3 separate regions of the Homo sapiens genome follow, and all the other regions are linked to region 3. Evidence: chromatin loops called from intact Hi-C (ENCODE). Cell type or tissue: GM12878. All regions are shown on one strand. Links, peaks and the distances in the headings refer to the core of each region. The heading gives the core; the rest is flanking DNA. Region 1 has its middle 7.7 kb from the start of SCYGR5. Region 2 overlaps AGFG1 (ArfGAP with FG repeats 1). Region 3 overlaps AGFG1 (ArfGAP with FG repeats 1).

Evidence for each region. Peaks named below come from ENCODE experiments on the same cell type or tissue, not always from the same donor. Only the 100,000 strongest peaks of a DNase experiment are listed, where the experiment ranks them.
Region 1: it touches region 3 in a loop (8-fold over the local background); 29 of 110 quality-filtered maps call a loop at or near these places.
Region 2: a loop joins it to region 3, with 2.0 times the contacts of the local background. A loop is called at or near these places in 9 of 110 quality-filtered maps.

What each region holds. Positions count from the first base shown.
Region 1 is chr2:227,653,858-227,664,417 of GRCh38, reverse strand. No RefSeq gene overlaps it. Among named protein-coding and RNA genes, the nearest start is that of SCYGR5, 7.7 kb to the left of the region's middle. In GM12878, for the core only: a CTCF peak has its summit at 5,981 (motif pointing left); a DNase peak (open chromatin) is centred at 5,997.
Region 2 is chr2:227,530,560-227,541,119 of GRCh38, reverse strand. AGFG1 (ArfGAP with FG repeats 1) reads right to left here. Exons shown (of 13, transcript NM_004504.5): 6 at 9,910-10,029; 7 at 7,362-7,571; 8 at 6,095-6,275; 9 at 4,416-4,495; 10 at 4,127-4,219. Among named protein-coding and RNA genes, the nearest start is that of SCYGR2, 63 kb to the left of the region's middle. RefSeq lists a silencer at 6,080-6,159. In GM12878, for the core only: no CTCF peak of the experiment used is centred there; a DNase peak (open chromatin) is centred at 6,209.
Region 3 is chr2:227,474,055-227,484,614 of GRCh38, reverse strand. All of the region lies in intron 1 of AGFG1 (ArfGAP with FG repeats 1), which reads right to left. Among named protein-coding and RNA genes, the nearest start is that of AGFG1, 7.2 kb to the right of the region's middle. In GM12878, for the core only: a CTCF peak has its summit at 4,335; a DNase peak (open chromatin) is centred at 1,515; H3K4me3 peaks cover 1,776 bases; H3K27ac peaks cover 4,480 bases.

The DNA.
Region 1 (10,560 bases), core at 1,579-9,578, 180 kb before region 3:
GAGAATGTTTGAAGTGGGAAGAAGTGATCAGTAGTGGCCAATGAAAATGAGACATCAAGTAACAGGCTGTGGAATGTTTTCACTGCAGGTGCAAACATGGAGGTTATTTTTGATCTCAGCAAGAGATGTTTCTATTTAGGAGACAGGATACCTGCAGGTGAGATTTAAAATGAGAGGGAGGAGAGCAGGTAGAGACAGTTAACATAGAAAACTTGCTCAGGAGGTTTGTCTTTGATGAAGGAAGAGAGGTCAGACTGTCATTGAGGAGCGTTGCCGGGTCAAGAGAGGATTTTCTAAAATGGAAGATGTCAAATAAATTTTTAAATAAGGAGAGGCAATTTAAGTAAAAGAAGTGAAATATTTATTTTTTTAAACAAAAAAAAATGTAGTGCAAATGTGCTCAGAGGGGGAAGGAGCAGGAATTCCAGGTCCCGATGAAGGGACTGGCCCTAGTGAGAAGGAATGGCTGCCTCGTGTTACAGAGTGTGACATGGTGAGCGGAGGCAGATGGAGAGTAGTTTGCATGTTGCTGGGAGCTTGAGGGAGATGGCATCTGGTGACTTCCTTTTTCTCTATAAAGTAGGTTATAGTCTCTGGGAATGAAGGCAGAGTAGGGGAATTTGAGGACTGAGAAATACAGACACAGTGTAATATGGCCAAGATGGAGAGTAAGAACTAGCCAGCTGGGCACAGTGGCTCACACCTGTAATCCCAGCACTTTGGGAGGCCGAGGAGGGTAGATCACGAGGTCAGGAGATAGAGACCATCCTGGCTAACACAGTGAAACCTCGTCTCTACTAAAAATACAAAAAATTAGCTGGGTGTGGTGGCACGCACCCATAGTCCCAGCTACTTGGGAGGCTGAGGCAGGAGAATCACTTGAACCCAGGAGGTGGAGGCTGCAGTGAGCCAAGATTGCGCCACTGTACTCCAGCCTGGGTGACAGAATGTGACTCCGTCTCAAAATAATAATAATAACTAGCCAACTAGAGAAACCTCACAGGACTGCCTGATTAAATCCCACTTGAAGCTGGTGATTGTGAGCTTATGATGGAATTATTTTGCTGTATTGTGTGACTTTCTCTAGCAAGCAGATCAAAGATTTTTCCTGGGATTGTTTTTTTTTCATACAAATGTGACTGAAACACAGGGAGGCCATGGAGCTTTGGGCATTGGTGTGATTGCTGTAGAGGAAATAAGGGAAGTGAAGAAAGGACAGGCAGGGAGGTTGAGAGGAGAACAAGGATGTCCCGATAACACTGAAGAATGGTCCCGTGGAAGTAGATGATCGAGTAAGCAAGAAGGCGAGATCCCTGTAGACAGAGCCAGGTGACGCAGTTCCTTACATTGGAGGGAGGACAGGATGTGGCCACAAGAATGGGGAGCTGAGGTAGAGTGGAAAAGGAGTCTAGAAATGAGGGGATTGAGGAACAAAAAAGACAAGATGTATCACATGTGGATACTGAAAAGCTGCAAGATAATGGCAGGACCTAGGATGGAGAATTGATGCCAAAGGGTTTGATGACTGAGGAAGACGGACCAGGAAGTCAGTAGATGTCAGCGCCGAGGAGACAGTGCTCTAGCTGATTGAGTTTCAAATAGATTGACATTTTCATTTTCTCCCAAGGAGTTGGGAATAATTGTCTGGAGGCAGCAATGAGAAGCAAGGACAATATCAGTGACCACATCTAAGTTCCCAAGATCATAGCTAGAAAGTGATGATGCTGACATTTGAGCTCAAGAACCTGAAAAAGAGGCCGGGTGCAGTGGCTGATGCCTGCAATCCCAGTACTTTGGGAGGCTGAGGCAGGTGGGTTGCTTGAGCCCAGGAGTTCGACACCAGCTTGGGAATCATAATGAAACCCTGTCTCTACTACAAAAAATACAAAAATTAGCCAGGCATGGTGGCGTGTGCCTGTAGTCCCAGCTACTTGGGAAGCTGAGGTGGGAAGATTGCTTGAGCTTGAGGAAGTCAAGGCTGCAGTGAGCTGCGAGCTGTGAATGCACCACTGCACTCCAGCCTGTGCAACAGAGTAAGATCCTGTCCCCCCCCAACCCAAAAAAAAATCCTGAAAAGGCAGCATTATTACTCTCCTTGTTAGTTGTGGGGACTGGCTTCCAATCTCCTTTCTCCTTTAAGACCATCTACCTCCATGTCTGTATTTTTTCCTCTTCATCACCTCCTCTCTCTAAGGAGACTGTTATTCTGTTTATTCTGTGAGATTTATTTCTTCTGACTTTCTCCCACCAAATTCAGAGGACAGAAGTGCTAGAGCAGGCAAAGAGACAAGAAAAGGCAGAGGAATTTCAGCATCTCCAGGTCTCTGAAAAGCATGAGAGCATGAGGAAGAAAAGACTGGAATCTCAGTTCCAAGTTCACCCTTGGAGTTGTGCAACAACACGTGGTCAGACGAGATAGAAATATAATGGAAGAAAAAAGAGGGTGGGCTTTCTGGAGCACAGAAAATGGCTGACCCCAGTAAGGCTCCTAAGTGACTCCGCAGATAGTTATTTCATCATTCATTTGCACAGGAAAGACCCAGGAAACCTCAGAAGTATCCCACAAAAAAAGAGCATTTCCCCACTTTCTGTGAAGTCAAACTAGATGGGAAGCAGCCAGTGTCAATTCAACCACTGACAGATTTTTCTCCTTATCAGCATTGCTCTTTATGGGTATAATTCAGTTTCTAACTGTCATTGCCACCTACTCCATGTAAGCAAGAGTTTGGTTGATATAAATTGGAACAGTAATAACTTTACTTTAAGGAAGACAAGAATTCATCTAATGGGTCTCCAAGAAGGGCTATTTCACCTGGGTCCACTTTGTGCAGGGCAGAGCGGGTGGCAGCCAGTGTGGTGTGATCTGGAAGGTCATCCCACTAAAGCTGTCCCCCACTGGGCGCTGGATTCCACCCAAGGCCACTCACTCTCTCCTGATAAGCATCCAACCTTCCTTCAAAGTGACATTACCCAGAGGACTGGCTGATCGTGACTAGAGAGTAAGTGTAAATGCATTTATCAAGAGACATTTATTTCTCACTGGAGACAGGACTGCCATTTAAGAATATCAGAAGGCAGGTGTTTAACACATCAGTTGTTTAGCACATTACGTTTCTTTTCAGGCTTTCTTTTCTATCTAAGACCACACACACTCCACTCCCCACCCCCACTGCCTCGCAGTCAGCAGGAGAGGAGGGGCCTTGCGGCTCAGGGACAGACAATGCAACCCCGTGATGCTCAGTGGAGGAGGGGAAGGTAGGCCTTATGGAAGGTGTGTGAACTTCAAAATCTCATTTGAAAGATCCTGTACTTCATGTCTGTTGGCATCACCACCACCACCTTCTAGAGTCTCCTCCTTCCTTTATGGAAGAAACCTGGGATGATGTTGCCTGGATTCCCTTCCCTGTATGACTGTAGGTCAGTCTGACAATGAGAAACACTTCTGTGAAATTTGGAGAGTGGAAAATTAAAATGACCAGTATTCTCCAAGGCAGCTACCTTAATTACAGTCAAACCCAGTATAGAATTCCTTCTCAGAGAGGCCTTTGGATAAATATAAATACCCCTTACCTTAATAATATTTAAATTCAAACGCCCTGAAGCCTAGAAGGATATTCTCTAACATAACCAGAGTATATAAAAATAAAATACTGGCCAGGCATGGTGACTCACGCCTATAATCCCAGCACTTTGGGAGGCAGAGGCGGGCAGATCACCTGAGGTTAGGAGTTGGAGACCAGCCTGACCAACATGGAGAAACCCCATCTCTACTAAAAATACAAAATTAGCTGGGCGTAGTGGCGCATGCCTGTAATCCCAGCTACTCGGGAGGCTGAGACAGGAGAATCACTTGAACCTGGGAGGCGGATGTTTCAGTAAGCCGAGATCGCGCCATTGCACTCTAGCCTGGGCAACAAAGCAAAACTCCATCTCAAAAAAATAAAATAAAATAAAATAAAATAAAATAAAATAAAATAAAATACCATTACATTTAAAAGGCAAAAGATGTACACAATTTGAAGAGAAACCAGAGTATACAATATCATTATATTTAAACAATTACTAGAAAGTGTCAGATGTTGCACTTTTATTATCTTATTTTTTGAGACAGGGTGTCACTCTGTCATCCAGGCTGGAGTGCAATGGCACAATCATGGCTCTCTGCAGCCTCAACTTCCCAGGCTCAGGTGATCCTCCCACCTCAGCATAGGTGTAGTGTAGGTCTAGGTATAATCTTAGCCGTGTAGCTAGGACCACAGGCGCCCGCCACAACACCCGGCTACTTTTTGTATTTTTTCGTAGAGATGAGGTCTTGCCGTGTTGCCCAAGCTGGTCTTGAACTCATGGGCTTAAAAGATCCGCCTGCCCCGACCTCCCAAATTGCTAGGATTACAGGTGTGAGCTACCGCGCCTGGCCAGATATTGCACTTTTAAACCCAGAAGTGCAAGTGGAAATTTTTCTGTAAATGTATATAATGTTCACATTATCTGGGTACTGTTAGAACCATTTAATAAAAGATACCAGTTTTTACCATTTTAACATATTTAACATTATATATATATATAATGTGTTATGTATACTTATATATCAATATGTTGGTTCCATTTCTCTGGAGAACTCTGGCTGATAGAATAACCAATCTTATGTTCTATACTTTGAAAATATTAATTCATCCAGTATATGTTCACTGAGCACCTACAAAGTACTAGGGATATAGCAGACACTAAGATAGATAAAGTCCCTTCGGTTCTAGCTCTATTTTAGAGAGAAGAAGCAAACAAAAAAATAATTAAGCACATAACAGGTGGTGACAAAGCAAGGTACGAAAATAGAGAGTGACCCAAGGAGGCCCATTTTGGAGAGTGGTCTGGGAGGTCCTCTTTAATAAGGTGCTATTTAAGCACTCTGCACGCAGTGAGGAGGCAAGGCTGCAGATGCCTGGAGCAAGAGCGTCCTAACAGGTGGAACAGGAAGACCCGAGGCCCGAAGACCGAGTGCATTTGACTGGCCCGGGTATTGTCATTGCACATAGAACTGCAGGTAATAATATTTTGGTCCTACGGAAAGTACCCTGGACTGCAGTCCGGAGACAGGTCCTGTCACTACATAGCAGTCATTTTTCTCTTCCAGTTTTTAATTCCTTATGGAAAAGACGAAGAATCAGGACCAGGCAGGTGTTTCCTGTCCAAAATACCCAGAAGGCATTACTCCCACAGCGGTCCTGCCTTCCGCATCCTCCTCCCAGTGGTTTCCAATGTACAAACACAGGCTCTAAGGAATATTTTAATAAAGGAGTCTGTGTAACTTTAACTCAGTGTTTCCAGCTTTATTTGGTCTCAAACCCTATTTCTACTACTAACAAAACAGGAGTCACTGAAAACACGTTTAGAAAAGTGAGCTCAAATAGCAAATTTATCTCTAACATTCTCTGAATAATGGAAAATAAAATTGTACACCTCAATAGCCTCAGCTCTCCAGCTAATAAATATATATGAGTTTAAAATAAAAAGGCTGGGCGTGGTGGCTCACGCCTGTAACCCCAGCATTTTGGGAGGCCGAGGCGGGCGGATCACCTGAGGTCAGGAGTTCGAGACCAGCCTGGCCAACATGGTGAAACCCCATCTCTACCAAAAATATGAAATTAACCAGGAGTGGTGGTGCATGCCTGTAATCCCAGCTACTTGGTAGGCTGAGGCAAGAGAATCACTTGAACCCAGGAGGCAGAGGTTGCAGTGAGACGAGATTGTGCCATTACGCTCCAGCCTGGGCAAAAAGAGCGAAACTCCGTCTCAAAAAAATAAGTAAATAAAATAAAAAGACAGGAGAGAGAGCAAACTTTTAACTTCTTTTTAGCAGCAGAACCTTTTCTACCTACAAATGCCTACATGAAACATCTGGAAACAAAATATAAAACCTCGGTCTGGATTCAGTGTGAAGTCAACCTGCTGTCCATCGCAGTAGCTGTAATCACACTGCCCTCTAGTGTAACCCTCGGGGGAATTACAGCTAAAATGACTACAGAAATCTCTCTCAAACTTTCAGCCTGAGAGCTGGCCAGGACGGCTGTGAGCTACGCAGTGGTTCTCAAGGTGAGGTCCACAACCAGCAGCAGCAGCAGCAACACCTGGGAATTTGTTAGAAATAAAAAATTTTGGTTTCACACCTTCCCCACAAGTCCAACTGAGTCAATAACTGGGGATGAGCTTAGCCAAGCAGTCCTTAATCCCTCCAGATGAGGAACAAAATCATGGCTCAGCCCAGCACCCACAGGTAATTTTTTTTTTTTTTTAGACAGAGTCTCACTCCGTCACCCAGGCTGGAGTGCAGTGGCACGATATTGGCTCACTGCAACCTCCGCCTCCCGGGTTCGAGTGATTCTCCTGCCTCAGCCTCCTGAGTAGCTGGGACTACAGGCATGTACCCCCATGCCCAGCTAATTTTTATATTTTTTAGTAGAGACGGGGTTTCACTATGTTGGCCAGGCTGGTCTCGAAGTCCTGACCTTGGAATCCGCCTGCCTCGGTCTCCCAAAGTGCTGGGATTACAGGCGTGAGCCACTGCGCCCGGCCAGGGGTAGTAATTTTTTGTACCATGTTGTGTTCAATTAAGAACAAAAAAGCATACTCAGGGCAGCCTATTGAAAACCAAAAAGTTCATAAACAGAAGAGTTTCTATGCTTAGCATTTGTTCAGCAGTTTTCACTTGATGCTGTGCTTTCAGATTCAATAGGAGTTACATCCACCCCAACAATAAATACCACTAGACCCAATTTCATTGTACTACTGCCAGGAATAACAAAAGGTTCTAGAATAGACCTAGTCATCTTTTCTTTAAAAATTTCTGCGTGTGGGGGTAATGCTAGTTGTGAAAAACAGGTTTTGTATTGAGAAGTAGAGGTGAAAATTCTGTAAAACTAGCCTGTGTTTAACATATATACAGTTTGGTATTTCCAGCTCAAGTGTTTGTTCTGGCCAGACGTGCAGCAATTACGCTCTGTTCGTGACCGGGGAGACTGGAGAAAAGTACATGCGTGAATCAGTGCAATTTCCCCACAACTGCAAAAAAAAAAAAAAAAGTAACTTTCTTCCTTCCAGTCATCCTTCTTCCTTCTCCAAACGCTGCCTGAGCACTTAGGGTAGATGAAGCCTGTGTTAACAGAAAGCATGGATCCTGCCCAAGGTTCCCTTGGAGCATCAGCCTCCCACGCAAGAGACATCTTCATTTCTACCATGTTACACTTGTTCCCAAATATGATAACTTGATAAAGAAGAGAGACCTGTAAAAAAGACAGCAATGGTTACAAACATTTGAATCTCAGAGGGGAAAATCAATATAAAATAAATTACAAAATGAGTAATGACTAAACTATTTTAAAATGTATACTTTTTTTATGAAAATTGCAATTTTCTTAAAAAGGCAGGTCACCTAAAAGGGTTAAGCACCCCTTTATCATGTCTGCATTTCATATAGTATCTAGTTTTTAAAAATAACACTGTAGGCCAGGCGCGGTAGCTCACGCCTGTAATCCCAGCACTCTGGGAGGCCGAGGTGGGAGGTCAGGAGTTTGAGACCAGCCTGGTCAACATAGTGAAACCCCGCCTCTACTAAAAATACAAAAATTAGCCAGGCGTGGTGGCATGCACCTGTAATTCCAGCTACTTGGGAGGCTGAGACAGGAGAATCGCTTGAACCTGGGAGGCAGAGGTTGCAGTGAGGCGAGATCGCATCATTGCACTCCAGCCTGGGCGACAGAGCAAGACTCTGTCTCAAAACAAACAAACAAACAAATAAATAAATAAATAAATAAATAAATAAATAACACTGTAGTCCTTTATGTGAACATCTAAGTTTTCAAACAACCACCACACGGGGTGTAACTAACATTTATTACCTAGCTAAAGATAACAAAAACAAACTGGAAAATTTCACTCCATATGTAAATATAGATTCATCTGTCCTATTTGTATTTAACAAAAGTGAAAGTATTGATACATGGAAAATCAGAATACAGTAGATTTAAATGAAATATTTTAATTAAAGATTTAATCCCACATTTTGTGCAAATGATTAAAAATTCAAATTAGGTGTAGCACAATCTGTGTCAGCTTCCTAGGGTGGTTTTAATGACATACCATAAATACTGGTTGGATTAAAACAACGTGAGTTTATTGTCTCACAGTTTTGGAGGCTAGAAGTCTGAATTCAAGATGTCAACAGGGCCATGTACCCTCTGAAACCTATCGGGGAGAGCCCCTCCTTGCATCTTTCAGCTTCCGGTGTTTACCAGCAATTCTCGGTATTCCATGGCGTGTAGATCCATCATTCCAATCTCTGCCTTGGTCTTCACATGGCTGTCTTCTCACTGTCAGGTCTGTCTCTGTGTCTCTTTTCCCTTTCTTATAAGGACACCAAGTCATTGGATTAAGAACACACCCTACTCCACCATGACTTTATCATAACCTAACTAATTACATCTACAACAACCCTATTTTCAAATAAATTAACATTCTGAGATGCTGGGGATTAGGACTTCAACGTGTCTTTCTGGGGGACACAAGCAACCCATAATAGTCTTCCCCTTTGCCCCAAAATTCATCTTTCCCACATGCAAAATATATCCACCCCTTCCAAATATTCCCAAAAGTCTTAACCATTCCAGTATCAACTCTAAGTCCAAAATTTCATCTAAAGGTCATGAACTCAAAGTCCCAAATGTTGTCATCTACATCACTGATGGCTGAGACTCAGAGTATGAATCACCCTGGGGCAAACTCTTCTTCATCCATGAACCCGTGAAGTCAGACAATGAGTCATCTGCTTACACAATACAATATCTAGGCATAGGACAGACATTTTCATTCCAAAAGGGAGAAATTGGAAAGAAAAAAGGGGTCATGGGTCCCAAGCAAGTCTGAAACCTAGGAAGGCAAGTTCCATTAGATTTCAAGGCCTGATACCTTCTGAGACTGAAGAAAACTTACAATTAAAAAAAAAAAAAGACTTCAAGGCCTGAGCATAATCCTCTATGGCCTGATGATCTTTTACACCCATATGGTGGTTGTTTAAAAACTTAGATGTTCTCATAAAAGACTACAATGTTTTTGTTTGTTTGTTTTTGTGATGGAGTTTCACTCTTGTCACCCAGGCTGGAGTGCAATGGCGTGATCTCAGCTCACTGCAACCTCTGCATCCCGGGTTCAAGCGATTCTCCTGTCTCAGCAACCTGAGTAGCTGGGATTACAGGTGCCCGCCACCACGTCTGGCTAATTTCTGTATTTTTAGTACAAATGGGGTTTCACCATGTTGGCTAGACTGGTCTCGAACTGGTCAGGAGTTCGAGACTGGCCTCTGCATCCAGCACTCCAGGCTTTAAGTCATTCTTGTTAATTTTATGGTCTCTTTCAGTCCAGAATGGCAATGTTTCTCCTGGTATAAAATTCTCAAAAACGTTGTCAGCCTCCCAAGAAATTCATGGTGATCTAAGCCATCAGACAAGAGGGCCCTGCACAGATCTTTCCTGAACAACTACATCTCTATTCTTGGCTTCTGATGAGATAAATGATTGGATCCATGAGCCACACACCTCATTTATTTAGCAAACACTTGTTGAGCCATACTTTTGACATTTCTATAGTATACTATTTGGACAGGTGGAGAATTTTCCAAATCAGGTACTGCTTCCTTTTTGCTTAGCAGTTCCTTCTTTAATTTATCTCTTTCTTCTCACATTTTATTACAAGCAACAAGGAGACAACAGGCTTCCCCTTTGCACACTTTGCTTGGGATTCTCCTCAGCTAAATATCCAAGTGCATCATCACTTACAAGTTCTGCTTTCCTTCCAACACCACGACATAATACAGCCAAGTTCTCTGCTGCTTTATAACACAGATCAATCACCTTTCCTTCAGTGTCCAATAAATGCTACCCCTTTCCATCTGAGACCTCACCAGAAACACCTTGTAATGTGCATAATTCTAGAAACATTCTGTACATGGTGGTACACGTATTCTCTAAGACAATAGAAGCTTTCTTTGTAGCTCTCCTCTCTTCCTTTTGAGCCTTCATCAGAATTGTCTTTCCCCCAGCCCACCCCCACTCCGCCAGGCAGAGTCTTGCTCTGTCGCCCAGGCTGGAGTACAGTGGCATGATCTCGGCTCACTGCAACCTCTGCCTCCTAGGTTCAGGCAATTCTCCTGCCTCAGCCTTCTGAGTGGCTGGGATTACAGGCACGCACCACCACGCCCAACTAATTTTTGTATTTTTAGTAGAGATGGGATTTCACCATGTTGGCCAGGCTGGTCTCGAACTCCTGACCTCATGATCCACCTGCCTCAGCCTCCCAACGTGCTGGGATTACAGGCATAAGCCACTGCACCCGGCCCAGAATTGCCTTTAATGTCTGTATTTCTACCAACAATTTCAGACATGTGAATCTAGGCTTTTTCTATGAAGTGCTTCAAAACACTTCTAGCCTCTACCCATCACAGAATTCCAAAGGCACTTCCACACTTTTACATATTTGGTATAGCCCCGCCCTACTTTTCAGTACCAAAATTGC
Region 2 (10,560 bases), core at 1,570-9,569, 56 kb before region 3:
TGCAATCTACCCATCTGACAAAGGGCTAATATCCAGAATCTACAAAGAACTTAAATTTACAAGAAAAAAAATCAAACAACCCTATCAAAAAGTGGGCGAAGGATATGAACAGACACTTCTCAAAAGACAACATTTATGCAGCCAACAGACACATGAAGAAATGCTCTTCATCACTGGCCATCAGAGAAATGCAAACCAAAACTACAATGAGATACTATCTCACACAAGTTAGAATGGTGATCATTAAAAAGTCAGGAAACAACAGATGCTGGAGAGGATGTGGAGAAACAGGAACACTTTTACACTGCTGGTGGGAGTGTAAACTAGTTCAACCATTGTGGAAGACAGTGTGGCGATTCCCCAGGGATCTAGAACTAGAAATACCATTTGACCCAACCATCCCATTACTGGGTATATACCCAAAGGATTATAAATCATGCTGCTATAAAGACACATGCACACGTACGTTTACTGCGGCACTATTCACGATAGCAAAGACGTGGAACCAACCCAAATGTCCATCAATGACAGACTGGATTAAGAAAATGTGGTACATATACACCATGGAATACTATGCAGCCATAAAAAAGGATGAGTTCATGTCCTTTGTAGGCACACGGATGAAGCTGGAAACCATCATTCTGAGCAAACTATCGCAAGGACAGAAAACCAAACACCACATGTTCTAACTCATAGGTGGGAACTGAACAATGAGAACACTTGGACACAAGGTGGGGAACATCACACACCGGCGCCTGTCTTGGGGTCGGGTAGAGTGGGGGAGGGATACCATTAGGAGACATACCTAATGTAAATGACGAGTTAATGGGTGCAGCACACCAACATGGTACATGTATACATATGTAACAAACCTGCATGTTATGCACATGTACTCTAGAACTTAAAGTAAAAAAAAAAAAAACTAAAGCCCCAAAGTTTTATAAATCCAGAAAAAATGATTATTTAAACATCATTTTAAGAATGATCCAAGTGCAGTCGCTCACACCTGTAATCCCAGCACTTTGGGAGGCCGAGGCAGGCAGATCATTTGAGGCCAGGAGTTCAAGACCAGTCTGGTCAACATGGCAAAACCCCATCTCTACTAAAAATACAAAAATTAGCCGGGTATGGTGGCACGCACCTGTAATCCCAGCTACTCAGGAGGCTGAGTCATGAGAATCGCTTGAATCCGGGAGGTAGAGGCTGCAGTGAGCAAAGATTAAGCCACTGCACTCCAGTCTGGGTGACAGAGTGAGAATCTGTCTAAAACAAACCAACAAACAAAAAGAGAAATATACTGATAAAACTTTCCGAATTTCACATAGAACTATTATGCAATAAGGGTACCTCCTTTTTTTTTTTTTTTTTTTTTTGTGAGCTAGAGTCTCACTCTGTCAGCTAGGCTGAAGTGTGGTGGCGCAATCACAGTTCACTGTAATTTCGACCTCCTAGGCTCAGGTAATCCTCCCACCTCAGCCTCCTGAGTAGCTAGGAAGGACTCCAGGTGTCTGCCACCATTTATTTTTTGTAGAAACGGGGTTCGCCATGTTGCCCAGGCTGCTCTCAAAACTCCTGGGCTTCAAGCAACCCACCTACCTCGGCATCCCAAAGTGCTAGGATCAAAGGGTACCTCAAAATATAATTTCACAGTGTTAACATGTGTTTTTTGTTTTTTTTGAGACAGAGTCTTGCTCTGTCGCCCAGGCTGGAGTCCAGTGGCATGATCTCAGCTCACTGCAAACTCCATTTCCCTGGTTCAAGCGATTCTCCTGCCTCAGCCTCCCAAGTAGCTGGGACTACAGGCACGTACCACCGCACCTGGCTAATTTTTGCATTTTTAGTAGAGACAGGGTCTTACCATGTTGGCCAGGCTGGTCTCAAACTCTTGGCCTCAGGTGATCCACCCGCCTTGGCCTCCCAAAGTGCTGGGATTACAGGCATGAGCCACTGTGCCTGGCCAGTGTTAATGTATTTGAAGGCAACAAAAAATTCTTAAATAATATTAACTTTGATGGTATAAAACACTGGAAATTCTTAAGCGTAGTGCATCTGTCGAAGTATTGTTTATATTTCAGCTTCAATAGAAACATATGCAGTTAATGCTTGTGATTTGGTCAATTCAATAATAATCTAATAAAGGTGACCAACGTGATAAATTCAAAATGACTTATAATGGAAAAAATGTATTACCTTGAAATAAACATTTGTGGACACTGTCGTTTTACCTTTCTAATAAATTTTTGTTACTTAATACTAGAATTATCTTATATCATCTGCACATACGTTGTACATTTTATATTATTTTATATCCTATGTAGAACTTCAACTTTTACAAAACTTGCATACTCTAAATAAAATAAGCAAAAAAAGGCCCTTAACTCTAATGATAGAACCAACTCAGAGGTACAATCATGAAAGGAAAATAATAGGTCTGATTTACTGAGCATATGCTGTAACGCAAAGACCATACAGGGTAAATGTGCATCATCTAATTTTACAACAAACCTGCCAGCAAGAGAATATTGTTCACATTCTATAGAGAGGGACAACATGAAGGCTCAGAGAAGTCAGGTCAACATGATTAGGCTCAGTCAAAACATAATTTGAGTTTCCATTCATCAGTTCTTAAGTGAAGTTATAATATCTATAAATATCTCAATAGCATCTTGTGAACAACTTTATCACAATAAATGTTTGAACATCCCCCTATCATTCTTACCCCATTCATTAAAAGAACAAAATTCAAAAGGCTTTCTTATGGTCAACCTGCAAGTAACTATAAATCAGAATTCGAACACAAGTTTGGCTGGCTGTACTCAAAATATGTTCAATTAACTTTTCTGGGCCTGTTCCCTCAGCTGTCACACAATTAAAATATTTATTTGATGACAGCTGAGTGGATTAAATGAGGCAATGTACAAAAACCCATTGTATCATGAGACATTTTACAAACTCAGTCCACAAAATCAAAACAGTATGCTAAGAAACAGAAACACTGCACATATCACACACCTGATAAATTGTACAAATGGAAATTTAAAACAATCATTCATTAGGTACACTTGAATTAAACTTTTTTTAAAGTTAAATTTTGTGTGAAATTCCAATACTTATCAAACATCTATTATGCTACTTACCAACAGAGTATAAGTGAAGACATTTATGTGAAAAGAAAATAGTTACAGCTCAAACTCCTAATACTGTGATTCTTAATCTTGTCAATGACAAAGAGATTTACTAAAAACTAGTAATTCTTAATGGTTTGATTAAAATGTTACAAGTACCTAATCTCTCAAGAGTTCATATCAACATTTGCTATAACTGGAGTTTAGGCTTTAGTTCTAAATTATTGTGACATATACACAAAAACAAAGCATACAAACTCTAGATTTAATGGATACCCAGCCATACCAAATGCACCTGCTGACATTCCAAGATACTGGCAAATATCTCTGGTGTTTAAGGTAATACGACAAAAATCAGAGGTATAACATGAGAAAGATGTGAATGGCTTACAGTATGAATCAAAAAATAAAATGGAGACAACAAAGAGAATTAAGGGAAAAAATTATCAAAAGAGAAAATATTCAGTATTATACCCACGACTGAATCAAGTTTCCACAACTTAAAAAATGTTAACACCTGAAAGAGATATTCACTAGAAAAAGACCTAATAATTAAGAATTCATGTAGTAAAGTCATCTGATGCAATCTCATAGGGAAAATAAAAACTTCTCATAAAATGGTTCCATTAAGACTGCATGAGTGACAACCAGTAATTCTGAAACCAGACCACCAAATACATCTAAATTGCTCTGTTCAAGTCCTATCTCTGTCATAAACGTTCTGTGGAGTCTCATCTCCATGTCTGGGCTTCCCTACCTGAAAAATGAAAGCTTTAACTGGAAAGGGCAGACACTAGATAATTTCTAAGGTCCCTCTCAACTGTTAAATTCCAGGATTTTATGAACTTTCAGCTAGAATTTGTCTTTATGGACAAACTCTTCTATCCATTGCCATTCACTTCACTAAGAAAGAGGCCCCATTTTCTGGTGTTCTTCACATGGTGTCTTTGTTGATAAATGTCTTCCCCAAAACTTACTGTTCCACTGTCTCTTTTTCTTACCTGTTGCTCCTCTGGCATTGGTCTGAAATGGGTTTGTAGAAGATGCCACAGAAGGACCAGCAGCAGCAACAAATGGATTTGTGGAAGGCGTAGCTTTAAAAAATTATAAAATACACTATAAAATCCTAATACATTTTGTATTTAAGATTTAAATTATTTCACTATATTTATCAAGACAGAAAACTCAAGGATTCTGATAACAAATCATTGCTTTGACTCCTAAGAAAATGCTACACAATATATATTTGGGTTCTTTGTAAAAACCAGTGTATATACCAGAAGCACATACCTCCAAATGGAGCAGGCACACTTGATGAAGCAGGCTGTGTCTGTGCAGAAGCAACCACTGGCACTGTTCCAAAAACATTGCTGAGAACAAATATTGAAAGAGTTCATTTTTTTTCTTAAAAAAAAAAGAAAGTAACGATTTACAGGGTAGCCATAAAATAATGAACATATCGTGTATCACAGCATCAGTATCAACACAAAGAAAATTAAGACATTTAAGTGTAAAGATGTAATAAAATAAACAATTGTTACTGCTTCATTAAGAATCATCATAAAAAAATAAAAAATACAAGTAAAACTGAATGTGTAGTGGGAAGGAATATGACTATTGTAACGACTAGTACAGTTTGGTGCCACTATCTTAATATTCATGTTAAAACACCAGCAAAAACCATTATTCTAAGCAAACTATATCACAAGGACAGAAAACCAAACACTGCATGTTTTCACTCATAGGTGTGAGTTGAACAACAAGAACAACACATGGACACAGGGTGGGAAACATCACACTTGGGGGCCTGTCGGGGGTGGGGGGCTGGGGGAGGGATAGCATTAGGAGAAATACCTAATGTAAATGATGAGTTGATGGGTGCAGCAAACCAACATGGCACATGTATACCTATGTAACAAACCTGCACGTTGTGCACATGTACCCTAGAACTTAAAGTATTAAAAAAAAATAAAAAGACACCAGCAAGTTTTACTTGCCATTGTTTTCACACCATCAATGCAAATATCAATTAATGAAAAGGTAAACAATCTCTCAGAATTATTATAAAGAAAGTTTTAACCTCACAGACCCCATGAAAGGGTCTCAGGTACCCCAAACATTCCATGGACCACAGTTTGTGAACCCCTGATGTACTGTAATGTAATATCAATAAATCATGTATTATATATAAAGTATGTTTCCAGACTTTATGTTTCCGGAAGTGTTACAATCCTAACATTTCTTTCTAGAAAAGATGCTAAAGGAAAATAAGCTACCAGGATAACTAAAGAAATTAGTAAATACAATCCACAGGATTGGAAAACAGAGATGAATAAAACATTGTTATAGGTAAATCTCTTGTATTTCTGAGACTATTTCCGCAACTCTAAAATAAAGACTAGAAAAGTTTTTTACAAGTGTAATGTCCTAAAATGTGTTAGACTTCCTACTGCCAAGAATTCTAACAGATATATATGAACATAACAGCAGATGTGCTTATTTGTAAATATGAGGATGACACTGAAGAGATACAGAATTGATTTTGGGCTTTGGTGCAAACACTTCTAAAAATCTGTATTTACAACTAAGCCTATAATATGGGACTTTCACTGTTTAATCATCATGACTAAAAACTATTTTTAAAGTATATTATTTGACTACTAAATGGATTCTCTGCTGAGTACAATCTGTAAGGAACTGTCCATTTTGAGATGTGTACATGCTCTCAAATACGGTTTAGTGTTCAAGGACAGAACATAACAAAACGTCTGATTCAATGAAAAGATAAAATTATGGCAATTATTCAAGGATTATATTTTAATTAGCATTTAAATTCAAATTCCTCAAATTTACAAAAATATCCAAGAATTTTAAAATTATACCTTGAAACAGTCATTTTTTAATTGATTATTCAAAGTTGGAAAAAAAAGATAAAACACAAAGCAGGAGGGCTAGCTAAGACAAGGTACCTGCTAGCATTACTTGTGGAAGTATACGCATTACTGGAGGTGGCTGCAGAACTGAAAACGCTGTCTAGTTCTGCCAGAGCTGCATACTTGTCTGAAGATGCACTTGACTGACTGGGAACTGAAACCACAGAACCAACAGGAGCTTTACCTGTGGTCCCAAAGCCACTTCCCTGATCACCACCTGGGAACGAACAAAATCAAGTTACACCAAAAATTTAAAGTTACACTTTCAACTTATCAACCACATTTGCCATGAAACACAGGTAAACTTAAAATGGATTTAGAGTTAAGCAGGATTCCAAATCATTAATCTAATAAATAACCTGGACCATACTGGACAGGATTAGTTGTTATACATACCACTGTGATAAAGACAGAATATGTCTCTTAACAAAAATTAACACTCTGTACCAAAAAAATTTGTCTGGATTATGCATAAGAAAGAAACTCTCAAGTGCTCTTACGTTAACATCTCCAAGACGGGTGGATCTTGTTCACATGAACATATAAATTCATATAATGCTAGACCTAATGTGAACAGTCTATCAATAGCATCATTTCCCCAGCATTCTCCACAAAAAAATTAGAGATGGTAATAACGGGAAACATTTATTGAGGACTTACTATGTGCTAGGCACTGTTCTATATGCCTTAACATGCAATAATACTTAGAACACAACTCCATGAGTTTAATGCTTAGAATTATCCTCATTTTGGAGAGGAGGAAAACAGGCCCAGAGATCAGAATGGAGAATTCCATTTAGCAACACACACCTGCTATTCACCAGTGCCACATGCATTTGTAGAGGCTACTAGCCTTAAGATAAAACTGGATACAAGACTATACTGTAAAATTCATGAATTTTTTTTTTTAAATATAAAAAACCCACCAAGATGTTAACGGAAAATTGTTCGAAGTAAATATATTACAGAAACCACCAAATAATCCTCCATTCAGCTCTGCCAATGGGGTTTCTTGGCTCTTTATAGCCAAAGAAAAGTAAAGCACGCCTTCTAGGACAAAATAAAATTTTTCTCAACTAGTAAGACTGAAAGTTTACAAATCAGTCCCTATGTCTTCAGTTTTGTAGTTGATATTTCAGGTCTAAAATGTGTCAAGTGAACATTTTACTCAAAATGACAGTGCAGACAAAATTTCTATACAACAACTGAGAAAAGTGTAGCATGTTCAGATTTTAATAAATACAACCAAATTAAGAGCACTGTTTAACACAAATTTGTATTTGTTTTGCTTAAAGCTTGATACCTTGCCCGGCACTGAAGATATTGTCTAAATTAGCAAGTGCTGCATATTTGTCTGCAGTCTGTAAACCAGCTTTGTTCGTTGAAACTTTACTAACAGCTGATGCTGTTTGATGACTCTGGGAAGTATTGAAGGTTCCAAAATCAGCACTGGAGGATTTGGGGAAGTTATCAAAATGAGCAAAATTAGCATTTACTGATGCAGCACTTCCACCTGTAACAGAATAAACAGAGCACTTGAAATTTCTAAGCTTTTCCTAGTACCCTCTCATAGACTGTATGATCATTTCTTCCTAAATTAAATGTCCTATAAGCAATCTTACAACATTAAAATCAATGACTGGCAATGGCTTTTGACTACAAGTGACGTTTTCCAATTTTGTAAAAGTAGATTTTTCAAAGGCCTTGGCAACAGGTAAAGTAACATGTTTCTGTGTATTACCTACCCTGGAATGAAGAATGTAATTCATGGAGGGGTATCTCCACACTACCTGGTTTGAGATTCAGTTACTTTCTAGTCCAAATATACTACAGCCTTTCACTAGTTCTCCCTGAACAGACTGCAAACAAGATGCAAAGTATCTTACTAGGAGGATTTCAAACTTTTGTGGCTCCATGACGAAACAGTTTAAACAATCCCAGGGGTAGCGATTAACAATGTGTAAAATGTGTTACGGTGATCCAAAATTCCTTAAAAGATGGTCGTTGACATTTATACTTACTTCACTTGAAGAGCTACTATTTAATTCCACATAATAGTTTAATGTGTATACAATATCAAGATGTCCACTGTAAAATCATGCCGTACCATATAGTTCAAGGCATTAAAATTACAGTACATAATACATTATAGCAATTTTTGACTTTATAAACCACAATTCACCTAATGGCCACTATTATATATATCCTGTTACATCTTTAAAATCTGTTCTCTATTATAGAGACCTCCTTAAAGTACTATCAAAAGACTAAAACCAGTATATTTCATTCTATGCTTTTGATCCTACATTTTTGGGATATTAGTTCTTTATTTCTAAACTTTAGTTTCAGAAATCAAAACAGTATATATACACAGTTATATATTAAAGTGATAGAAAAGACAACTACAGATAATTTTAAAACAGAATGCATGAACTTCTATTAAAAAAACACGAACACTTTCTATCAAGCAGGTTTTTATACATTCTAAAAAAAATATACACTGATCAAATTTCTTTCAAGAGTTAAATCATGGTGGTTTCAATTAAAGGTAAGTAATATATGTTTGTATGTAAAATATTGTGACCTGTTACAAGGAGCTGGCAAACAAAGTACATACTAAACTTTCAAAATTTATATAAAGAATATTATTTCAAATTATTATTAAACCAAGTAACTCTTTGATTGTCTACTATTGTGTTCTCTAACTCTGAGTTTAATAAATAGAGTTGGAAGAGATTTTTATGAAGGATTATCACTAAAGAATTATTAACAATCTATAACTGGAAAAACCCTTGAAGTATAGCAAAAATATACAAATTAGTATAAGATGCCTACTTGACAACAGAACTTACTGTGGGTAGCCTGAAGAGGAAAAGCTGAAGTAAATTCACCAAAACTGCAGCTAGATGAAAGCATTCTAAATGCTGGACAGCCAGAAATTATGTAAATGATGAAAGTTAAAGAAAAAACAAAAAAGAAAATTGAAAGAAAAGGCTTTAAGACAATACACAGAGTTAAAAGTTGAAAGAAAAGTAATCAGCCAAAAATCTAAATAAGGGTTCCATGAGTTTACGAAAACAGCACAATTTATGGAAAGAGTATTCAATGTTTAAACACCAATTCCTGCACAGAAAACTATTTCCAAGTTTGACTGAAGTGATCATTAATCTACTCTTGTCTAATAAACATATAAAAATTTTTCTCAGGCTTGTTGCCCCGAAAATTACTTACATTTTTAGCTCTACAGAAGCAACCAGCTTCCTTTATTAAGAGGTATAATGTCAGCCTAAATCAATGGATTCTATGAACCTTAAAAAACTTATAGTACTGGCTGGGCACAGTGGCTCACACCTGTAATCCCAGCACTGTGGGAGGTCAAGGCAGGAGGATAACTTGAGGCCAGGAGTTCAAGACCAGCCTGGGCAACATAGTGAGACCCAGCTGCTACCAAAAAAAAAAAAAAAATTTAGCTGGGAGTGGTGGCATGTGCCTGTATTCCATCCTGAGGCAGGAGGATTGCCAAAAAAAAAAAAAAAGAGACAGAGAGAGAGAAATACTTATAGTAGTGTCATGCCTCTGTCCTGTGTGCATGGTAGATATAAGGAAGATTCATGCGCAGGAAAAGGAGGAGAATGGATGTTGTCAAACAGACAATATACCAAATAATGCAGAAAAACAAATGAACATAGAAAAAAATAAAGAGTTCAGGTTTCCCCAGAGCTTTTGAAGATAGAACCATTTTAAAGTCAGATAATTACAGAATTTAAGTTTAGACTAATTTTTCAAAACTACATTTAGAGAGTTTTGTTTTGTAAAGTAAACATTTAAGCACAATGCTGGAGAAGCTCTACCTGTAGTTTGGGGCTGAAAAGGAGAGTGACTTGCTGTGGGGAAACCTCCAAAATTACTCGAACCACTAGACTGTCCAAATGCATCAAAGTTTGCAAAATCTGCATTTGCAGAATTCTGAGCTGTAAATGGTAAGGAACAACATATGTTAATGAATATGAAAACTATAAATGAAAATACATGACACATGAGTTTAAGAATTATATGAAAAGTTTCTATGTATCAAAACTCACTTTATAGAGAATTCACTTAGCAATCAGATTTTAAACCCTACCAGCATGTAACCCAATTACAGGTAATTTACTAAGGAGTAACCAAGAATTTCCAAAAACACTTTGTGCAATGATAAATTTGGACACAATACTCTGTATATGACCTCAAGCACAGTACTATAAAAGTGACTCTATTAACAAAGGAAACTATTTCAGAGTACTGAGTTACAGTACTGAGTTATAGGAAAGCAGACAAAGATGTAGAAAACATCCTGGAAAAATTCACTGATTAAAAATGGTAATCAACTATGTGAATCTGAATAATAACTGAAATACTTAAAATAATAATACAAAAATGGTTTAATTAATAGAGCTTTTTTTAAGTTTACAAATGTCTCACCATGGTCATATATAAAAATTTAAAAAAAGGACAAGATCACC
Region 3 (10,560 bases), core at 779-8,778:
AAGTCTTGAGATGCTAAGGGGTAAGCAAACTGTAAACTGGCAAATCTAAACAAATATCATCTTATTACAGTAACATCCAACTAACAGAAGGAAAAAAGGGACAAATAATATGTTTACCAACAATAACACTTAAATGAGCCAGGCGCGGTGGCTCACACCTGTAATCTTAATCCCAGCAGGCGGGTGGATCACTTGTGATCAGGAGTTCGAGAGCAGCCTGGCCAACATGGTTAAAACTCCATCTCTACTAAAAATAGAAAAATTAGCCAGGTGTGGTGGCAGTCCTCAATCCCAGCTACTCAGGAGTCTGAGGCAGCAGAATCACTTGAACCTGGGAGGCAGAGGTTGCAGTGAGCCGAGATCACGCCACTGCACTCCAGCCTGGGCCACAGAGTAAAACTCCGTCTCAAAAAAAAAGAAACACCACTTAAATGAAACTACTTTGTATTTTTAAAGACCTTGTATTAACAGAAGATTAAAATACTGATTAACTCTGGAATGTTAATATCAATAGTACAATTTCAATTGTGACCATAAAAGAAAATGGAGGGTGGGGGTAGGGGGGAGGGATAGCATTAGGAGATATACCTAATGTTAATGGGTGCAGCACACCAACATGGCATGTGTATATATATGTAACAAACCTGCACGTTGTGCACATGTACCCCAAAACTTAAAGTATAATAAAAAAAAGAAAACGGAATTCCACAAGTAAAAGGGAAAAATCAAAACAAAACCAAAAAAACTTGGCCAATTTTTTAATTAAACATGCATGTGCCATACAACCTAGCCCTAGATATTTACCCAAGTGAAATGAAAACTTACGTTCACCCAAAAACTTGAGCATAAACATTTACAGCATTTCCATTCATATATATCAAAAACTAGAAACTCCTCAAACAGAAAATGGAAAAACAAACAAGCAATGGAATACTACTTAGCAACAAGGAGGAACAAACTATTAAGATAAACAACAACTAACTTGGATTAATCTTAAAGATAATATGTTGAGTGAAAAAAGGCAATCTAGAAAAGTTATGAGTCCATTTACACAACATTCTTGGAAAGACAAAACCTGCAGTGTTGGAGAACAGATCAGTAATTGCCAGGAGTACAGTAAAAACAAGGGCTAAAAGTTTTTTGGGGTGATGGAAAACTTGCATGTTCTAATTTGAGTGGTGGCTATATGAATCTATACATATGTTAAGATTCACAGAACTGCATACCAAAAAATTATAACGTATGTCAAGAAATAAAAAAACTGTAGTCCTGATTTCGTGTTAGTATCTATAGTAACCACAATTTTTAGAGTAATTAAATTTATCATTAGCAGACTATCTTCACCTACCAAATTTGATCATTTAAGTGAATAAAATCCTGCAGTGAATCAAAACAAGTATTTTTAAGATGTGAACCTGAGGTCACTTCCCTTTTTTGCTAAAGCCCTTCTAGCTACAGGGTGAATTCAGGGTTTATAAAACACTTTTCTGTCATATTAGTCATAACTATTGGATGAAAGTGTTGGGTAAGTAAACCACATTACTTTCATGGGGCCAATACTGAAGTACCACCCATTCCAGATCCTCAAATACACATTTTAAGTCTTCAGTTTTGTGCAAAAAAAAAAAAAAAAAAGACTCAATAACTGCAGTTTTGATATCTTGAAAACATGTTTGCAAGTTAACTGGTTTCAAGAAGTTCAAAGTAGCCTACTGGTGCAGCCCAATACATTTTTGTAGTATAATTAAGACATCTGCAGATCCCCAGGAGATTTAGTTTTAATGACCACCACCCAGGTATGACTGTAACCAGATGGTGTGGCTCATTCCATATGTCCATCAGTGTGCTGCTCTTAACTAGGCCTCAAACAATCTTGCAAATAACCATTTGTTCAATTCAAATAACAATCTGTGCTGGATGAGTAAGTAGGAAAGCTTATTTAGTTAGTTTTATTAATTGTTTTTCTCCTGCTGTGGGAGAAGCTGGTAAAAATATTTTTAATAACCTGTGGAAGTTTATGTAGTTGCCAATAATACTGGCAGAAAGTAATAAAGTTGACATTTAGATCTAGCCCATCCTAGTTATTTACTAAAAATATTACATATGTTTCATAGCATAAAATTATACATTTAAAATCTAGAACAGATGGAAGGAAGGTGCCTTTAGTAGGTTATCAAATCTACAAACTATTGATGCCAAGACACCGTATATGTTGGCTAGTCCAAAATATTCGTCTATCCAGAGTCCAACATTAAAAAACTGAATATATTTAGCTTTCTATATATAATAATAAGCATGATATAAATCCCTATTGTTATTCTGAGTTTCTGGGAAAGCCACAAATACTACACCATAAGGTCCTTGTAACACTTAGAGCAAGCATCTAAAAAATAATATTCAAGTTATGACTTAAACCTAATTAAGGCATTCTAGTTAAAAGTAGTGGACAAGGCTGGGTGCGGTGGCTCACGCCTGTAATCTCAGCACTTTGGGAGGCCGAAGCGGGCAGATCACGAGGTCAGGAGATCGAGACCATCCTGGCTGACATGGTGAAACCCCGTCTTTACTAAAAATACAAAAAATTAGCGGGGCAAGGTGGCGGGCGCCTGTAGTCCCAGCTACGTGGGAGGCTGAGGCAGGAAAATGGCGTGAACCCGGGAGGCAGAGCTTGCAGTGAGCAGAGATCGCGCCCCTGCACTCCAACCTGGGCAACAGCGAGACTCTGTCTCAAAAAAAAAAAAAAAAAAAAAAGTAGTGGACAAAATCTAAATCTCTTCACATGCCCAAACCCACAACGAAATGACAGTAAAGGAATAAGAAGGTATTAACCCACAAGAGACAGAGGGTTACCATGATGTGTTTATCTCATACTGCATGCCTGTATCAAAACTCCTATCTTGTGTACCTCATAAATACATACACCTACTATGTGCCCACAAAAATTAAAATAAACAGAGCGTCAGAGAACAAGAGAAGAGTCCAAAAGCACACGACAGTTCTTGAATAACAAAATTTGGAAGATTTAAAAACAAAATACCAGCAGTAAGTGACTTTATGGAGAAAGCCAAAACAGAAGCTTCTGCAAAGGTGGGAGAAGCCAACTGGAAACTGATTCCCACCACAGGACATATCAAGATTTACTGAAGGAACTGGATACAGGTGAGGGCTTAAAGTGGGGTCAGAAATCATTAGACTCTCCAGTTCCTTAACAGCCAAAAGCATACTCCCACCAGCCCTAGGTGGGAAGTCTGAAGGAAAGTTTTAAAGAGGTTATACCACAGAGACTTCAAACTCAAGACACTGCTGAAGACTCTTGTTAGGGACCATGTGGAAAGCTGGAGGATTATCTAAGATCAAACACACAGAATGACAGTCACCTCCCTCAACTTGGTTCCCAGAACAGTGGCATCACAGGCTTTTATATTCCCCAAAAAAGAAGATTGGAGAAAATATGTCTGCACTATAAAAAGCGTGAGTTTCCAAACAAATTCAAAAAAAAAAAAAAAAAAAAAAAAGCCTAAAACACTGAACAAAAGACCTACACCAAAATACTTCAATATGAGGTTCTGAACAGCAGGAAGAAAAGAAGATCTTACATACTCCAAAAGAGGGAAGAAAAGAAGTGGGTCAGAAAGACTCAGTAATAAGAATAGCATCAGACTTCTCAACAGCAACACTGAAGGTTTGAAGACAACTAAGCAATATATTGAAAGTTCCAAGGGTAAAGTATTTTCACCTTTGTGAATGTAGGCAAACTAATTTTTAAAAAGAAGGCAGAATAAAACATTTTCAGCTTTGTGGCTTTCAAAAATGACCTCTCATTCACCTTTCATCAGGAGGCTAACGGAAATGTTGGGGGTCCTGGAAACAGAGCATCTAACATAGGTTACAAGTGAAGGGAATTTCCAGAATGAAGATAGAAGAAAAGTTCTGGTATGAGAGCCGCACAGCAGGCCTAGACAGCAGCATTTCCAGAGCAGAAGATTATAAAAGTACCCAGAAACAGTTAAAAAAAAAAAAAAAGTAGCTGATGCATCTGATCATATTGAAGGAAGTTCATTGCAGCTCATGCCTGTAATCCCAGCTACCAGGGAGGCTGAGGCAGGAGAATCACCTGAACCTGACAGATGAAAGTTGTAGTGAGCTGAGTTGGCGCCACTGCACTCCAGCCTGGGAGATGGAGTGAGACTCCATCTCAAAAATAAAATAAAATAAAATAAGAAATATGGAAAGACAAGAATTTTTGGAATCTGACAATTACAAGGAAAATTCCTCTTTCCTTTTCTGAACATACACTGTTTCTCCATAACTTACAAACACTGGTGTTGCATCTCCCCCTAGAGTCGTAAAAATAAATGTATTACCTCTCCCAATGCCTTAAATTACCCAATGACAGTGATCATGTGTACAGCTCCCCCACTGTCTAATCTTTTCTTCTTTAAGCTAGTAGCATTTTTGGTTCCTGCAAATGTTCCTCTAATACATAGTTTCAAACTTCCTTACCATCTTGATCAGATTCCTTGGAGCATGCTCCAGTTTGTTAACATTCCTCTTAAAACAAGCAACCAGAATAAAAGTAAGGTATAATTATGACCTCTACAAAACATGTATGGTGTCAATCAAAAAGATTGCTATCTTAGTCAGAAGTCTTTGAGCAAAGTATGTTCTAACACAAACAAAAATTAATTCTCTGTATTTCAAACAACTCAAATAAGTTTCCTGTCCCCACTGAATAGCTCATGAATTTCATTCTAATGTTCAATCAGGTGTCTTTAGCAATAGTTCTCGTGTGTAAGGTTGTAAAAAATGTCACAAGGAACATGCTATTAATGTAAGTACTCAAAGTTATAACTGATTTTAAAACGTTTTTACATACATTAAAGGTATCCAAGTTGTATTTCCCTAGACAATCATCACTTTGATTTGAATTAGAAAACACATTCAAGTGGGGGAAAAAATGAGGGGGAGTAGTAAAACCTAGTCCCGAATATTTCCATAGGAGTTTCTCACAAATGTGAACATCATGCACGCTGCACAGAAAAGAAGGAAAATATCAAATAAGGAGATTTGCCTGTTTTCCAAAGAATGCTATTGGAACAGATACAGAGGTTTCTAAAAAGACAATGATTTTCAAATTGAGATCCAGAGGTCGGCAAGTTCTTTTAAAACAATGTCTTAATTCTTTTCATTTATAATGCACTAATATTATAAAATTTAATGTAAATTTAATCTAAACTGTATTTTATCCACTTTGAAACTAAAAGCCAGTGTTTAAAAATCACATGCCAAAAATGATGGATGAATGAATAGGGAACAGAAAAAGGCTTAACATGGCAATAATGCCTTTATACTCAGTTATGGTCAAATGATGTCACCACAACCTGAATGCTGGAGTTTTCCCAGTATAAAAGGTACCCACAGCACTATACAGAAGAGTCCTTCTTATCCAATTTGCTGGTTAAATCTATGTTTCTCCTTCCCTCTGAGAAACCTAAAGTTAATGCCTACTGCACAATGAACATTCATGGCTAGAAGGCCACTTTCTCCTGCTCCTCTCTCAGGAGAGAGTGAGTTTTATGCTTATCAAAATTTGTCTGGTATAGTATTTGGTAATATAGTTGGTACAGTACTTGGTAAGTATATAGTTTAAGTGAATGTCATGTAAAACAATGGCATGAGTGAGAAGAATTATTTCCATGTAAACTAAGTATTTTTAGAGACTAAAACAAGTCACTAGGATAAGCTGTTATTTGACCATGGAAAAGAACTGTAAAAGACTGAGAGAAAAATCATAAAAATCTAGAAGAATTCAGCATTCAAACTGTTTTATAAGTACATTAAAATGCTAAAAATCATAAATAGTACAGCATGAGTCTGGGTTATATTAGGGGACAAAGAATCTAATCAGTGGACCCATATTCAAAGCCTTATGTGCCAGCAAATTAACAGTTGTATGTTAAAATTTAAAAACCTAAGCTTGAGGCAGGGCATGGTAATTCACGCCTGTAATCCCCACAATTTGGAAGACCAAGGTAGGAGGATTGCTTGAGCCAGGAGTTGGAGATCAGCCTGGGCAACATGGCGAAACCCCATCTCTACAAAAATTAGCTGGGCATGGTGGCACGCGCCTGTAGTCCCAGGTACCTGGGAAGCTGAGGTCGGAGGATCACCTAAGCCTGGGGAGGTCAAGGCTGCAGTGAACCATGATAATGCCACTGCACTCCAGCCTGGGCGACAGAGTGAGACCCTGTCTCAAACCAACAACAAAACCCAAACAAACAAAAAAACCTATGCTTGCTAAATATATATATTATATATGTATATATAATAGATACATGTATATGTATGTGTGCATGTATGTATTTTTTTTTTTTTACTGATTGCTTGCTTTAACTGAATTTTTTGATAAACTTATCCACTATCAAACTTGACTGCATACAATGAGGGGTTCTAATTAGAATTCAAATATAAAAAATAGCACGAGAATTACGGCACATGGTAGTATGCACATGCCAAATTGAAAAGAATCGCTGTTGGAACGGCACCATCATTCCCATTGATTTCAGAATACACAACAGTATTTTCTCAATGAAACTCAAAAATAAGAACACACATTTTGGAGCTAAGAAGTTCCCTAAAAATAATAAAAAGCATGACACAGCCATAAAACAAACATTTATGATGCATCATAAAATATCTATTCTGGGCTGGGCATGGTGGCTCATGCTTGTAATCCAAGCACTTTGGGAGGCCGAGGTAGGTGGATCACCTGAGGTCAGAAGTTCAAGACCAGCCTGGCCAACATGGTGAAACCCCATCTCTACTAAAAATACAAAAAAAATTTAGCCAGGCATGGTGGTGCATGCCTGTAATCCCAGCTGCTTGGGAGGCTGAGGCAGGAGAGTCGCTTGAACCTGGGAGGTGGAGGTTGCAGTGAGGTGAGATCGCACCACTGCACTCCAGCCTGGGTGACGAGTGAAACTCCGTCTCAAAAAATAAAAACAAAAAAAAGAAAAAGTCTTTTTTCTGCCATTTGAAACACAATGAAGTAAAATCTACCATTTAAATCCCCAAAATATAGAATTCACAACAATTTACGGTAACCATGGTAACCATACATTCTTTGGTGGTGGAATCAGCATCAGTTCCAGATCCCAACTTCTAGCAGGTTATAACAGCAAAACACTAAGAGTGTGCACTAATTTTACAACTTAAAGTTGAGCTTGGATAATAGTACCTTCCTCACATCACTGTTACTAGAATGTCTGTCACACAGCTAGCACTCAATAGTTTTTTCTTTTTTTTCAATAAATACTTTAACTGTTGTATCTCCAGCACATGGGCTAGTATCTGGCACTTAATAAATATTTGCTTAAAATAAAAAATTTGTCCTTCACAATTGAAAAAGTATCTAGGCCAGGCGAGGTGGCTCATGCCTGTAATTCCAGCACTTTGAGAGGCCAAGGCGGTGGATCACCTGAGGTCAGGAGTTTAAGACGAGCCTGGCCAACATGGCGAAACCCAGTCTCTACTATAAATACAAAAACTAGCCGGGCATGGTGGCGGGCGCCTGTAATCCCAGCTACTTGGGAGGCTGAGGCAGGAGAATGGCTTGAACCCGGGAGACAGAGGTTGCAGTGAGCCGTGATCGTACCACTGCACTCCAGCCTGGGTGACGGAGTGAGACTATGTCTCAAAAAAAAAAAAAAAAGAGAGAGAGAGAAAGTATAAAATATTTTGGCCACTTACTCTAAATACTTAACTGAATGTGGCCATATCAGAGTATCCAAAAAAAGTAAAAAAGGAATTAAGAATATAAATCCCTGCTCACTGTGACCTCACAAGGTCCTGAATATTATACACAGAGCTCCAAAAGAGCATCTGATTTGCAATCCATCCTAATGCTACTAATTGTATAAAAACATTAAATACCTCTTTTCATCTGTCATCTAAAAAAAATTAAAATTCTTGTAACATTCATCTCAAGAGTCAATGTACACAGAATCAACAGAATATAAGTTACTATCCAGCTACATTTATTACCTGTGAAATTTCAAGCTTAAATGCACTGTCCACATAAAATAGATGGTATTAAAGTGGCAACCTCTTTCTCAAATGTTATTTTTTATTTTATCTAAACCCTCACTGAAAAATTTATGGATCACTTTTTAAGGCTAGGACAATCTTTTATATTACATATCAATTATACTAATGTTTATAGTCTCCATAAAACAAATAATTTAGTCTAAAACTAGTCTTTAAATCAACTAGAAGTTATTTAACATGAAGGCCATTTTTACTGTTGGCTATATTTTAAATGTCTGAAGTGTCCATTCAGAATTTTAGGGATTTCCATAAATACAACCAGAAAGACAGTGAAAGATAGTGACAAACCAATCAGTTAGGATGCCTTCATCATTCTGCCTCAGTAACAAATAGTTTAACTGCATCTAACTCTGAAGTTCATTTTAAAGTTTTACAATCTAAATTCAGTTACACTCTGAATGAACATCATTCAAGCATATAGGACAGTCATCTGAAAAAAAAGAAACAAGAAAGATTAGCTCCAAGTCTAGTAACATTAACAACAAGATGCTAGTTCAATTTATTTTAAAAAAAGGTATTAGTATAAATGATAGAAGGTATGTCACTATCCTAAAATTTAGAATTCATGATAGTGGATACTATTTGCTATGTATTCATATTTTCCAGGTAAATCAAGGAACGGCAGCTAGCATGCCTTATTTCAATATTTGTAACTCCAGTGCTTAGCCCTATCCTCAAATACGGTATGTGCTCAATAAGTAAATACAGTAACGATGTGTATCATTGAATCCTCTTAACAACCCTGAGCTATATGATATCTTCTTAACATAAATAAAGAAACTGAGGCTACAAGGATGGATCTGGGCCAATCTGCATGTAGTGGCCTAGCATAACACCTTGCCCTAAGCCACGAAGCTAGTAGCATTGTCAAAATCTGACTTCAAAATTCATATTCTTTCAATTATACCATGTCATCTAAACATCAGATACATAATTATTAAACCCAAGAGTTATATTATTCTTCCTAAATTATTTTCCTGCACTATTGCTTGTCAAAGAAAAAAATCTTCAGAAGCTATTGTCCCTCCAACGTTCTGCAGTAGACATTTGATGGTTGCCACTCTAGTCTTCATTCCCTACATCCCAAGAATTCTAGATTTCAGATTTGGGAACTCTATTTGGGGATCCTTGTGACAATGAAGTCAGGTTAGAACATGTGTCCAGTTGTGGCATGATCTAAGCTAACCCAATCAGAGGGAAATGCAGAACTTCTGAAAGTATTGGACCAACGACATAATTAAGGCAGTATACCCAGGAGCTGGGGACAACCATGCTCGAATGAGGAAAATCTAGGCAATATTATTAAGCCACTGTATAGTTTTACTTTAAAATCAATCAATAAACCCTTCATATTTTTAAACCAATTAGATTCCGGTTTTGAGTTACAACCATAAAATCCAAAGTGACAGATTTTTATTAGGATATTTCTTATTTAATATCTTTCACATACAGTACTGTTCCCTTACTCATGGCATGTCCTCTTCCTTGATGCTTCTCATCTATAGGGCACTTGCTATATACCAGGCATTACGTGAGATGTTTAACATACATTATTTTTAATACTGAAAACAAATCTACATCCAAAACTTACAAGGGAAATCTTATCCTCACTGTTTCATATAAGAGAAAAATCAAGCTCAAATAGATTGAGTGACATTCTCAATACCGTATAACTAATACTTGGAGTCAGGATTCAAAGCCATGTGTACCTAGCTCATAAGTACTTGATCTTTCAAACATATGAAGCAGAATTTCTCGTTAAAGGTCTTTGCTCAGGCATCAACTCCCAGAGAAGCTGTATCATTTACATATTTCCTGGCTATCTCATTCACAGAAAGGAAATACTACAATATATTGTAACTCTACGTTTACATACTTACAAGGCACGCTCCATAGAACAGTTAAGATCCAGGTAACTTATGACACAGGACAAGTAGGCAATAAATATTTGTGGAATGACTCAATAGAGAAATGAAGTCCTATCTGCCACAGATTAAGTTCCATTAAGATAAATAATTGTCATTATACTGAGATATCCTTTTATGCACAATGTTTCTGAAATGTGGTATCTAGGAAGAAATTTGAAAATATGTCCTTGATATTACACATTTGCTGCTGTACTTACAGGGACTACACAGAAATGTCAGAAATCCGGAAGTGTAAATATATGTATTTTTTCCAAATCAAATACTTTACATGGATTAAAGGACCTGTGTTTAGTAAAAGCAGGACATACATCTTAACCATGTAATAAAAATCAAATACAATTACAATTGTTCTATTGGCTTCATTTTGGAACCAATATTGTCCAACGTAAGTAACAACTTTCTAGCTTAACTCCTTTTTCTGTAAATGAAATGCATGAACCAGGCTACCTCCTTGATATCACCTAGCTCTGTGATTCTGTAGTAATTCGAGAATATTATTAACTGGCAACTTCTCAGAGTGTCTCCC